Linked DNA regions of Homo sapiens: region 2 is linked to region 1. Evidence: chromatin contacts called from ENCODE Hi-C or POLR2A ChIA-PET data. All regions are on one chromosome and are shown on one strand. The core of a region is the stretch at or near the end of the contact, and the rest is flanking DNA. Distances in the headings are between cores, read along the strand shown. Region 1 overlaps LOC124900191 (a long non-coding RNA gene). Region 2 overlaps LOC124900191 (a long non-coding RNA gene).

The links. Hi-C counts contacts between places; a loop is a spot of excess contacts on that map. ChIA-PET counts read pairs that join two places held with the same protein, here RNA polymerase II (POLR2A). Pooled maps may share reads with other maps.
Region 2: a pooled map shows a loop between it and region 1 (2.1-fold over the local background). The contact joins two enhancer-like sites. A Hi-C loop is called at or near these places in 1 of 168 maps with a recorded cell type or tissue (PC-3), 25 of 37 single-sample maps with no recorded cell type and 4 of 50 pooled maps. POLR2A ChIA-PET finds 5 or more read pairs at or near these places in 2 of 52 experiments (OCI-LY7 and SK-N-SH).

The regions. Positions count from the first base shown.
Region 1 is chr5:78,674,094-78,680,374 of GRCh38, reverse strand. The region is part of intron 4 of LOC124900191 (a long non-coding RNA gene); the gene reads left to right. Among named protein-coding and RNA genes, the nearest start is that of LHFPL2, 28 kb to the right of the region's middle. Within about 2 kb of position 2,479, at least 17 of the 41 ENCODE cell types and tissues checked have a DNase peak (open chromatin) inside an H3K27ac peak, as active enhancers do.
Region 2 is chr5:78,724,595-78,730,875 of GRCh38, reverse strand. All of the region lies in intron 3 of LOC124900191 (a long non-coding RNA gene), which reads left to right. Among named protein-coding and RNA genes, the nearest start is that of LHFPL2, 79 kb to the right of the region's middle. RefSeq lists enhancers at 2,721-2,830, 2,796-3,090. Within about 2 kb of position 2,980, at least 4 of the 41 ENCODE cell types and tissues checked have a DNase peak (open chromatin) inside an H3K27ac peak, as active enhancers do.

The DNA.
Region 1 (6,281 bases), core at 1,230-3,729:
CCTGGGCTCCAGTGATTCTTCTGCCTCAGCCTCCCAAGTAGCTGGGATTACAGTGCCCACCACCATGCCTGGTTAATTTTTGTATTTTTAGTAGAGACAGGGTTTCACCGTGTTGGCTAGGCTGGTCTTGAACTCCTGACCTTGAGTGATGTGCCTGCTTTGGCGTCCCGAAGTGCTGAGGATTACAGGCTCAAGCCACCACCCCGGCCTATATATTTAAATTATATATAATATAAATAAAGAAATAAATCATATATAATTTAAATATGTATTTATATAAATACATATTTAATAAGTAAATAAATACATAAATAATATTTACATATTTACCGTGTGTACACACTTTATTTCAAATTATATATATTTAAATTATATACATAATATACAAATTATATATATAATTTAAAATACATATATAGTGTGTATATATGGTAAATATATAATGGCAATACATACATATAGATATTTAATTTTACAAATGAGGAAACTGAGGCCCAAAAAGGTAAAGTAAGTTACCCAACATTTCACAGCTAGTAAGCAGGAAAAATAGAATTGAAATTCATGTCCTGTTATACGGCTGCTGCCATGCAACAGATGTATACCCCAAACAACTAAGGACATGAAAACCCTAGAAATACCGTATTTTGGTGTGACCCCAAGAAAAATTGCTGGTATATATCTATTATTCTCCAAGGAAATCAGCCTTAAAGTGAGGCATGCATCTCATCTATCACCAGTTACCTTAATAACCTGATAGAGATCTATAATCCCTAAATTTTAAAATATTTCTTGAATGTATTTGTAGTTCCAATCTGGAATATCTATTGAGATAATAATTACCTTAAGTTTATGACCAGTTGTGTTATTCAGTCATTGCATTTCTATACACCTAAAATGTCTTTCAAATTTCAATGGGCATTCCCCCATTTCTAGTATTCCAAATATGGGGGTGTACATTCTTTATCCATCTTCTCAGGATTTCATAAAATTTGCTCCTTCCTTCTTTCTTGAGAATATTTCTGAGCCTTTCTGAGTCTGTCCTTATTTGCAAGCCTCTTGATTGCAGAAGATGACTCTAAACATTTTGCAGATGAAAAAAAAGATAAAACTTGCCCTACCTGGCCTCTTGCACAAGACTCTGAGGTATCTCCTTTCCCCTCTGGCCTGCAAGTCTGCCTTAGGACACTTGCTGCTCTCTCTCTTCTACTCAAGAAACTGATGATCGGTTAGACTTCAGGTTCTTTCTTGCCCTTCAGGTTTTGTTTTGTTTTGTTTTGTTTTTAGACGGAGTCTCGCTCTGTCGCCCAGGCTGGAGTGCAGTGGCACAATCTTGGCTCACTGCAACCTCTTCTACCCGGGTTCAAGTGATTCTCCTGCCTCAGCCTCCCAAGTAGCTGGGGCTACAGGCACATGCCACCACGCCTAGCTAAATGTTTTTGTACTTTTTTAGTAGAGACGAAGTTTTACCATGTTGGCCAGGCTAGTCTCGAACTCTTGAGTTCAGGTTATCCGCCCGCCTCGGCCTCCCAGAGTGCTGGGATTACAGGCATGAGCCACCGTGCCCAGCCGCCCTTTAGTATTTCACACTGTTAATGGGCCTGAATTTGTTGTACCTTTCTGTTGAGTGGTAATATTTTGGACTTAGTTGTTATATTAAGAAAAAATTCTGAGCAGAATCAAGCAAAGGATGTGGCAGAATGAGAAAATGACCACTTTCTTTGGCATTGGTAGGGCTATGGATTGCAAGTGTGGTGGACATCAGAAACACCTGCAGATTCCTGGGCCCATGATCCCTCCCTGAGGCTCTCTGGAGTGGAGTCCAGATATGTGTGGTTTAACTGGTTTCCCTGGGGTGATTCTGATGTAAGTGGTCAGAAACACCACAAGGGTGTGATGTGTCAAACCAGTCTCTTCTGGAAAGAGGCACTACAGCTTCTCTAAAGCGAGTATTATTCATGACCTCCCACTTGCAGTAGAAAGTCCTAGTTAAAACTGTGAGTAATCTTAGAGGCTCTTATTCTTCTGAATTATCTAAAACAAGAAACTAAACAAAACCAACCAACCACTCATCTAGTCAAATAAATGCTGCCTGAAAGAAGAGCAACAGCTGTTCTTTCTTTTTATCCAGTGATTTGGAGAAAACATTGTAAGTTCTTCTCCATAAAGCAGTAGAAAAAGATGACATGATAAGAGATCCGTGGGCTTTTCCTCCAGAGAGCAAATAGAAAACCCTTGGTTTTTGTCCTGACTGAGAAACGCTTAAACGTCTACATGTACAATCAGATAATCCCTAAAATGCCTTTCCCCTGGTCTAACTCAATTCAGATAACTGTGTTTGTCTGTGAGAAACCCTCAGAGAATATATTCAAGCCAAATGATCTCATGCCTGGATTTTGCAAAACAATATGTGCACAAGACCAGAATTTATGTCATCATCGAATATGTGCCTTTCCCAAATCCAGCCCCGGGATGTTCTTCAACAACATGGCTTCTTTGCCACATCTGAGTCACTTCCTGGGCCTGGATCCAGGACAGCCTGCAGACCCCTGGCCACCAACAAGCCACATAAGGAAGCAGTTCTGTACTATTTCTAGGAATGGCATCTTTTAAAATTATTTTACACTTATCTCACCCATTTTGGTATCCCAGATGGCTTTAAAGGGGAGTTAGCATGGCTGAAGTGATATATTTTTTTCCTCAAAATAATTTTCTGTTGTGCTCAGTTGAGAGAAAAATCAAAAGCGTGCAGTGGTAAAAATGCCTGACAATCCCTGGAGATGCTGAACTAGTCTCTTTGCGGAAAATTCTGGAGATCTGTTTGCTGCCCTGGGGTATTAGCTGCCTTTGCACCTCTGCAGGGGAGATTCAGGTTCCATGTATTCTTTAGGGAGGTCAGAGAAACAGGAAAAGTTGTCCTGGATTGAACTCTCACCTCTGACCACAAACAATTGCTAGGTTGAATCTCCCCTATCCAAAAAGTTTGGAACCAGAGTGTTTTAGATTTTTTATTTTTTTCAGACTTCGGAATTTTTGCATATACATAATGAGATATCTTGGAGATGGGACCTAAGTCTAACCATGAAATTCACTTATGTTTCATATATGCCTTATACATACAACCTGAATGTAAGTTTATAGAATATTTTAAAAATTTTTTGGAAATGAAACGAAGTTTGTATACCCTGAACCATCAGAAAGCAAAGCATCATGTCAGCACTTTAAAAAGTTTAGATTTTGGAGCTTTCTAGATTTTGGATTTCTGGATTAGGGATGCTCAACCTGTAACACTTCTTGGTACTTGTGTGTATTAGACTACGCCTTTGCAGTTGAAGAGCTTTGACTCCGTTTCCCTGGTTGTCACTTCCAGAAGGGCTGCCCTCTATGTGGTGTAATGAGATCTCTCATTGAGGGGAGGAATGAGGAGTTACTGCATGCTCTGCCTCAGAAGAGGAGGCCACAGTTGTCAGGCCTACTCAGCAAAGTGTCCCAGAGGCTGGTCTGCAGTCCCTGCAAGGAGGCATAGCCAACCTGGGGACTGCAGGAGGACATGTCTGGGCCCACACTACCCCACACACTGCCTGCTCCAACGACCTCTTTTGGTTTTAAGATCCAATATGCCACCATTGGAAATTCATTTGAATTGGTAGATCTCCTTTTTGAGAGGTCAAATAAGAATGAACGGGATGGCCTAGAATGCTTTTCCTGTAGCTCTTGTTATCTTACTAACCATGGTCCTATAAAAAATCAGGCAATGACTCCTGCAGAAAGCTGTTCCATTCTGGGATCATTGGTCCTTCTACGAGGCATCCTAGCCTAGTGCTGTGCTGTCACTTCCTGCTTGAGATTAGTATTCTCTGCTGGCCTCCCTGAAGGGAGGACCTGGGTATTGTTCTTTCATCGTTGTGTTTCCACTGGGCCTGACACCTGGTTTACTCTATAAATATTTGTTGAATGAGCCCAGTATCTTTGATTATAAAATGATAAAGTAATTCAGCTATAAAATGATGATGGTAATGATACCTTCCTCAGGGTATTTGTGAGTAGGAGAGGAGATAATCTACGTCAAGTTATTGGCAAACTGTAAAGCTCTATACAAATGGAAGTCTTCAGGATAACTTGCCAGGAAGCGTGAGAGGGGTTCCAGAAGAAGACACAGAAACCTCACCCACTTTCAGGATTTTCCTGAGGCCCATTCTAAGCAACTATATTTAGACCTGCACACAGAACCACACCCAAAAGGACTTTGCTCTGTCTTTCTATCAAGATCTTTGCCCTGAAAGAACCTAACCCCAAAGGTACTCCCAGAGCTTGTCATTTTCTAGAGTGAATAACCAGAGGTTAGAATAATTAGACACTAATTCTCACAGAATCTGTTTGACAAGTAGTTTGGCAGATAATTGCGTTAATTATTAAGATTAAAAGTCTAAGATGATAAGGAGCAGAAATTTGCTCATTACCCAGATAGACCAGAACAGAGTGGGAGATTGTAGGGAATTGTAGCAGAGATACCAGTTACTCCCCACCCACATCCCCTCCTCAGAGAACCCGCCTATCCTCCCCGCCTTGGCCATCCACAGCTGTCTGGACCAGAATAGAAGGCTATGGTTCAGGCCTTCTCACCTCAAAGAAGAAAAGCCATGGGAGAGCCATGCTGTTTAGATTGTTAGAGTTTGGACAGAGACACTGAGAAAGTCTGCCTTCTAAACATGAACCAGGGGGACTACATTGAGCCAGGCCTGAAGAACCGGTGCACATCAAAGCAAAGAAAGCCAGGCCATCAAAAGACACCGTGGTGAGGCCCCTCGGTCCCCACCCACCATTTCACCAGGCCCTGTCTGTGTGCCAAGCTCAACCCTCAGAAAGGATATTTCATGTAGGCTGGGTACATGAAATGTAATCCTGTAATCCCAGCACTTTGGAAGGCCAAGGCAGGTGGATCGCTAGAGGTCAGGAATTTGAGACCAGCCTGGCCAACATGATGATACCCCATCTGTACTGAAAATACAAAAAATTAGCCGGGTGTGGTGGTGTGTGCCTGTAGTCCCAGCTACTCGGGAGGCTGAGGCAGCAGAATTGCTTGAACCCGGGAGGTGGAGGTTGCAGTGAGCCGAGATCATGCCACTGCACTCCAGCCTGGGCAACAGAGAGAGACTTCATCTCAAAAAAATAAAAAATAAAATAAAATAAGGCAGAAACAAACAGAAAAAATAACGGTGTTACTTATGGTGAATGCTAGAGTATACAGCAATGAACCAATACAGGGCTTCCAAATCAGTAAAGAGGAAGTCAAACTGTCACTGTTAGCTGACAATATGATCATTTACTTTGAAAACCCTAAAGACTCCTCCAGAAAGCTCCTAGAACTGATAAAAGAATTCATCAAAGTTTCCAGATACAAGATTAACGTACACGAATCAGTAGCTCTTCTATACATGAACAATGACTAAGCAGAGAATCAAATCAAGAGCTCAACCCCTTTTACAATAGCTGAAAAAAACAAACAAACAAAAAAAAAACTTAGGAATATACCTAACCAAGGAGTCAAAAACCTCCACAAGGAAAACTACAAAACACTGCTGAAAGAAATCATAGACGACATGAACAAATGGAAACACATCCCATGCTCATGATGGGTACAATCAATATTGTGAAAATGACCATACTGCCAAAAGCAATCTACAAATTCAATGCAATCCCCATCAAAATACCACTATCATTCTTCACAGAATTAGAAAAAACACTTCTAAAATTCATATGGAACCAAAAAAGAGCCCGCATAGCCTAAGCAAGACTAAGCAAAAAGAACAAATCTGGAGGCATCACACTACCTGATTTCAAACTATGCTATAAGGCCATAGTCACCAAAACAGCATGGTACTGGTGCAAATATAGGCACATAGACCAATGGAATAGAATAGAGAACCCAGAAATGAACCCAAATACAGCCAACTGATCTTCGACCAAGCAAACAAAAACAAAATGGGGAAAGGACACCCTTTTCAGCAAATAGTGCTGGGACAATTGGCAAGCCACATGTAGGAGAATAAGAATCTCTCACCTTATACAAAAATCAACTCAAGATGGATCAAAGACTTAAACCTAAGACCTGAAACTATAAAAATTCTAGAAGATAACATTGGAAAAACCCTTCTAGACTTTGGCTTTGGCAAGGATTTCATGACCAAGAACCCAAAAGCAAATGCAATAAAAACAAAGATAAATAGCTGGGACCTAATTAAACTGAAGAGCTTTTGCACAGCAAAAGGAACAGTCAGCAGAGT
Region 2 (6,281 bases), core at 1,731-4,230, 50 kb before region 1:
TGAGTGGGGCCCAGCTGGCCAAGGCAGATGGGCCTAGAGGTTAAGGCTGGTGGGGAGCTGTGGAGAAACTGCTTTGAAGGAAGAGAGATTTTCTAGGATGGCCATATGTGGACAGGACTGGCTACATAATTGCAGGGCCAAGTGCACTGAAAATATAGGGCCAATTGTTCAAAATTCTTAAGAATTTCAAGATGGCAACAGCAGTAGGTATATACCCCAAAGAAAGGAAATCAGTGTATCAAAGAGATATCTGCACTCCTATGTTTACTGTAGTACCATTCACAATAGCCAAGGTTTGGAAGCAACCTAAGTGTCCATCAACAGATGAATGGATAAAGAAAATGTGGCATATATACACAATGGAGTACTATTCAGCCATAAAAAAGAATGAGATCCTGTCATTTGCAACAACATGGATGGAACTGGAAGTCATTATGTTAAGTGAAATAAGCCAGGCACACAAAGACAAACTTTGCATGCTCTCACTCATTTGTGGGGGCTAAAAACCAAAATAATTGAATTCATGGAGATAGAGAATAGAATGATGGTTACCAGAGGCCGAGGAGGGTAGTGGATAGGGGAGGGAAAGGGGGGAAGGTTAATGGTGCATAAATATAGTTAAATAGAATGAATAAGATCTAGTATTTCATAGCACAACAGGGTGACTATAGTCAACAATAATTTATAGTACATTTAAAAATAACAAAGAGTATAATTGGAATGTTCATAACATAAAGAAATGATAAATGCTTGAGGTGATGGATACCCCATTTACCCTGTTGTAATTATTATGCATTGTATGCCTGTATCAAAATATCTCACATACCCCATAAATATATATAACTACTATGTACCCATAAAAATTAAAAATTAAAGATGGCAACAGCAGAGGATTAAACCACAGGCAGGAGCATTCTAGCCATGCGGCCTGTGCTGCCACGAAGGCTGCGTACCTAGAAGCCACCCGTGAGTGGGGTCCCCAAAAGCTTTGAATCTGAACTGAGGGGTGTATTACCTGGGGGGTCAGTGGGGGTCCACTTGTGGACTCGAGCTCATTTCAGAAATCAGTGTGGCATAGCGAGAAGCTGCCACCATCAAAGTTGTGGGCTCAGCTTGGCAAGGGGGACCTCCAGGGAGGCCATGTACAATTTGTCTGGATGAGTTTGTGCAGGTAACCGAAACAAAAAAAATTTTAAACCCAGGAAAATGATCAGGTATTTAAAATGTTTCCACTAGTGGGGCTCCTGGTAGCTGGGAGAGCTCTTGTTTATGAACCATAAAGTCATCTTGTCTCTGCAGGCCCAGGAACTAACTTACTTTGCATGAGAGAAGGGATGAGGTATTCGGGATGGGGAGTTTGGGATGAAGGGAAAGGTTAGAATGTTGATGCAAAGGGAGCTTTCAGAAGACGGAGGCAGGGGACATGGAGGGTGGGGGTGGGGAGAGATATGTCTAGGGGGCTTTTCTTTTTCTTTTTCTTTTTTTTTTTTTTTTTTTTTTTTTTGAGACGGAGTCTTGCTCTGTCGCCAGGCTGGAGTGCAGTGGCACGATCTCTGCTCACTGCAACCTCTGCCTCTCAGGTTCAAGCAATACTCCTGCCTCAGCCTCCTGAGTAGCTGGGACTACAGGCACACGCCACCACACCCAGCTAATTTTTGTACTTTTAGTAGAGATGGGGTTCCACCATGTTGGCCAGGATAGTCTTGATTTCTTGACCTTGCCATCCACCCGCCTCAGCCTCCCAAAGTGCTGAGATTACAGGCATGTGCCATTGTGCCTGGCCTCTAGAGGGTTTTTCTAAGGGACGTTCTGTGTGATGTGAACAGGGAGGCCTGTGGACCTCCCTACCCCACCCTCCCAGCCTGCCCTACCACCTCCTCCATCTCTGCCCTGGCACATTTTCCTTTAAAAAAAATTTTTTTTTTTTCAGAAATCTTTACGGAGTAAGCTTCCTTTGGGGGAACAAAGAAAAATATTTAGTCCATGGTGAGAGAAGAGAATTGTGGGGTGATGGGGTGAGGGTTAGTATATCATAACCTTGTTAAAATGGAGGTTACACCCCTGCAGAGCTCACTGGAATGAGGCAGGTAGTTTATGTAGCCTCAGAAAAATCACAAGACTTGCTTTATATTTTCATTTAGTCCCTTCACTTGGAAAAATCATGAAGGGAAAAAGGAAGGCTGGTAGTCACAGCCTGGTTGGAGGTGACTTCAGTCACTGGGGACAGAGGAGGGTATATGAGACCGATGGCAGTTTAGTTCTGGGGGTGAGGTGGGAAGTTGGGGAGGTAGAATTAAAGCCACAGGCTCCTACCTGGCTGACAGCAGATAAGACCCTGAGAGTACGCAGGCTAAAGCCATGCCACTTACGCTCCTCTTGCCTGTCTAGCTTTGGGCTTTTATCACAACCAGATTCAAAATTACTGCCCTATTCCATTCCCTCTGGATCCTGGATACTTTGATGATAGGCATAACTTTATTGCTAGACAATAAACACTCATATTAATGACATTTTACATTTAGAAAGTGCTATCTCTAGGTCACTGTAGTTGGTAGGTTGCGAGGGTGTATGGTTGTGGTCAAATTCACCTGTGGTTGAGTGGGCTGAGGCCAAACTGTGTGTCATGGCAGCTGGCAATATGGGGAAGGGAAACTGGGCATCTTTTGTTTACCGAGCACGCAGAAGTTTTTCTTTGTTCTAAGTACAGGTTCTGCAGATGAAATGCCTCAAGATACAATGTGTTCCCCTTAAAAGCCCAGAGAAAATGTCCACTGATACTGTCCAGTTTCTATAAACCACACTGGTACAAAAGAAAAGGGAGCACTGTGGCTGATGTTTGGCATTCTTGTGCAGGATGAGGAGAGGCATTTTCCATTACCTGGTTCACCAATGAGACATATCGCCACCCTTTCATACTCTTTCAGAGTGCAACCTTTGCTGGCCTCAGCTCAGGGGAGATTCCCAGGCAAAGTCCACTGGCCCATGACAAAGCAAAAAGCATTCACTTCTAGCTGGTGGTTTCAACTTCAGTCCTCAGGTGTACAATCAATTCAAGCATACCATCTTCTAAAGCAGTGGCTTGAAATCTACCCTATGTGACATAGTATCTGCTTATGGAACAGCTACTCATACTCATTAAAGCAGCCAAAAATATTAATATTATAAAGTCCTAAAATGCCATTTTGTAGAGGGTTTTTTGTTTGTTTGTTTGTTTGTTTGTTTGTTTTTGAGATGGAGTCTCACTCTGTCACCCAGGTTGGAGTGCAGGGGCTCAATCTCGGCTCACTGCAACCTCCGCCTCTCAGGTTCAAGCAATTCTCCTGCCTCAGCCTCCCGAGTAGCTGGGATTACAGGAGCCCGCCACGACACTCAGCTAATTTTTTACATTTTTGGTAGAGACAGGGTTTCGCCACATTGGCTAGGCTGCTCTCGAACTCCTGACCTCAAGTGATCCACCTGCCGCAGCCTCCCACAGTGCTGGGATTACAGGCGTGAGCCACCACACCCGGCCAAGTTTGTTTTTGTTTTTGTTTTCTTTTTTGAGATGGAGTCTTGCTCTGTCACCCAGGCTGGAGTGCAGTGGTGCAATCTTGGCTCACTGCAACCTCCACCTCCCGGGTTCAAGTGATTCTCCTGCCTCAGCCTCCCGAGTAGCTGGAACTACAGGTGTGCACCACCACACCTGGCTAATTTTTGTATTTTTAGTAGAGACAGGGTTTCACCAAGTTAGCCAGGATGGTCTCTATCTCCTGACCTCGTGATCTGCCCACCCTGGCCTCCCAAAGTGCTGGGATTACAAGCGTGAGCCACTGCACCCAGCCTCCATCCTTTACCACTTATCTCCCCATTCCAGACCACCACTCCTCCCTCACCCCCCATCAAGAGAAAGTCTGCAGGAGGCCAGTGGTCTCATTCCATTGTTTAAAGGGCTGAGTGAAATCATCCACCGGGGATTCCATCCATCAAATCAAATGTTATGGATTTGGTTTGTTTGGTAGATGAAAAAGCCTAAATTGGCTGTCTCCCAGTTCATTCTACATACCACTGTGTGAAAGCTAAGACCAAGGGCCCTCCCAAGAAACAACAGAAAATGGATAATTCTGTGAAATAAGAAGCCAGCAGTTCTCAGCACTTCCCACCAGGCCCTGGTCAAAGTCCAGCATGTCTGCTGGTCCATAGTCTCTAAAAGTGGAGAGCAAAGGAGCAGCCACTGCAGCCAGGTTGGTTCATTCATTCATTGCAACAAACATTTACTGAGTGCCTGCAATGTGCCAGGCCCCGTCCTGGGCCCCGTGGCTACAGCCATGATCAAGATTGTTGATGTGGAGGCAGAATGTTCAGGACACCATTGGCCAGGCACGGTAGCTCACATCTGTAATCCCAGCACTTTGGGAGGCCAAGGTGGGTGTATCACCTGAGGTCAGGAGTTCAAGACCAGCCTGGCCAACATGGTGAAACCCCGTCTCTACTAAAAATACAAAAATTAGCTGGGCAAGGTGGCACACACCTGTAGTCCTAGCTACTTGGGAGGCTGAAGCAGGAGTATCACCTGAACCTGGGAGGCAGAGGTTGCAATGAGCCGAAATTGTACCATTGCACTGTAGCCTGGGTGACAGAGCAAGACTCCATCTCAAAAAAAAGAAAAAAGAATGTTCAGGACACCCATAAATCATGCCATGTAGATACAGAGTCAACCCTGGAAATACATACGGTCACAGAACCTTCTGACAAGGACACTGTCACTGACTATCTCTGCTTTCCATGCTCGATCCCACAGCCATCCCCACAAGTGAATATTGCCAAGGGCAGAGAACTCTCTGCTTCTGAAGTAAGCTATTCTACTTTCCACCCAACCTAGTTTTGTCCCCTAGAGCTTCAAAGAGCCTCTGTGCCCCTTCTGCTCCATAATCACCCTTCCAATATTAGAATGCAGCTGCCATGTTTCTGTTATCCTTCTTCACAAAGAATATTGGGGACCAGGGCATGGGAGCATGGTCCAGATTGAGTCCAAGCTAAAGTTCATAGCCAGGTGTGGTGGCTCATGCCTGTAATCCCAGCACTTTCAGAGGCCGAGGCAGACAGATCACCTGAGGTCAGGAGTTCGAGACCAGCCTGGCCAACATGGTGAAACCCTGTCTCTACTAAAAATACAAAAAATTAGCCCCGTGTGACGGCACGTGCCTATAATCCCAGTTACTTGGGAGGCTGAGGCACAAGAATTGCTTGAACCTGGGAGATGGAGGCTGCAGTGAGCCAAGATCATGCCACTGCACTCCAGCCTGGGTGACAGAGCAAGACTCTGTCTTAAAATAAATAAATAAATAAATAAATAAATAAATACAAAATAAAGTTCAGAAATGCCTGGGCTTTTCTGGAAACTGCTGGGGCAGGCCCACCAGAAGTTTGAATGAGAGCCTGAGCATCCTGTAAGGAATGAACTTATCCAGAGAGAAGATGGCAACTGGGGTGACCACCTTGACTCACGTACCAAGCCTTGATCATCAGAGAAAGGGACAAACCTGAGCAGAACTCAGGGCACAAAACAGATTTTAAAAATGCATGTATATATGGGACAAAAGTGAAACACAATGTTAATTCTTTTTCTGGGAGGTGAGGTTATGAGTAATTTTAATGTTTTCTTATATTTTTAACATTTTCTACAATTAAAATATAAAACATAAATTGACTAAAACTTTATTTTTTGAGACAGTGTCTCATTCTGTCGCCCCAGGGTGGAGTGCTGTGGTATGACCATAGCTCACTGCAGCCTTGAGTTCTTGGGCTCAAGATCATTGGCGATCCTCCCACCTCGACCTCCCAAAGTGTTGGACTTATAGGCATGAGCCACTACACCTGGCCTGAAACTATTTTTCTTCCTCTTATTATTTTTTTGAGATGGAGTGTTGCTCTTTTTGCCCAGGCTGGAGTGCAATGGCACGATCTCAGCTCACTGCAACCTCTGCCTCCCGGGTTCAAGCGATTCTCCAGCCTAAGCCTCCTGAGTAGCTGGAATTACAGGCATGTGCCACCATGCCCGGCTAATTTTGTATTTTTAGTAGAGATGGAGTTTCACCATGTTGGCCCGGCTGGTCTCAAACTCCTGACCTCACATGATCCACTCATCTTGGCCTCCTAAAGTGTTGGGATTTACAGGTGTGAGCCACTATGCCTGGCCTAAAACTTTATTTTTAAGAAACCATTTAGAAATTGATTTTCTACAGTGATTTACTTATCTGCTCTATTTTACTGCAGAACAAAGGTCCTTTAGTTTACATAATAAA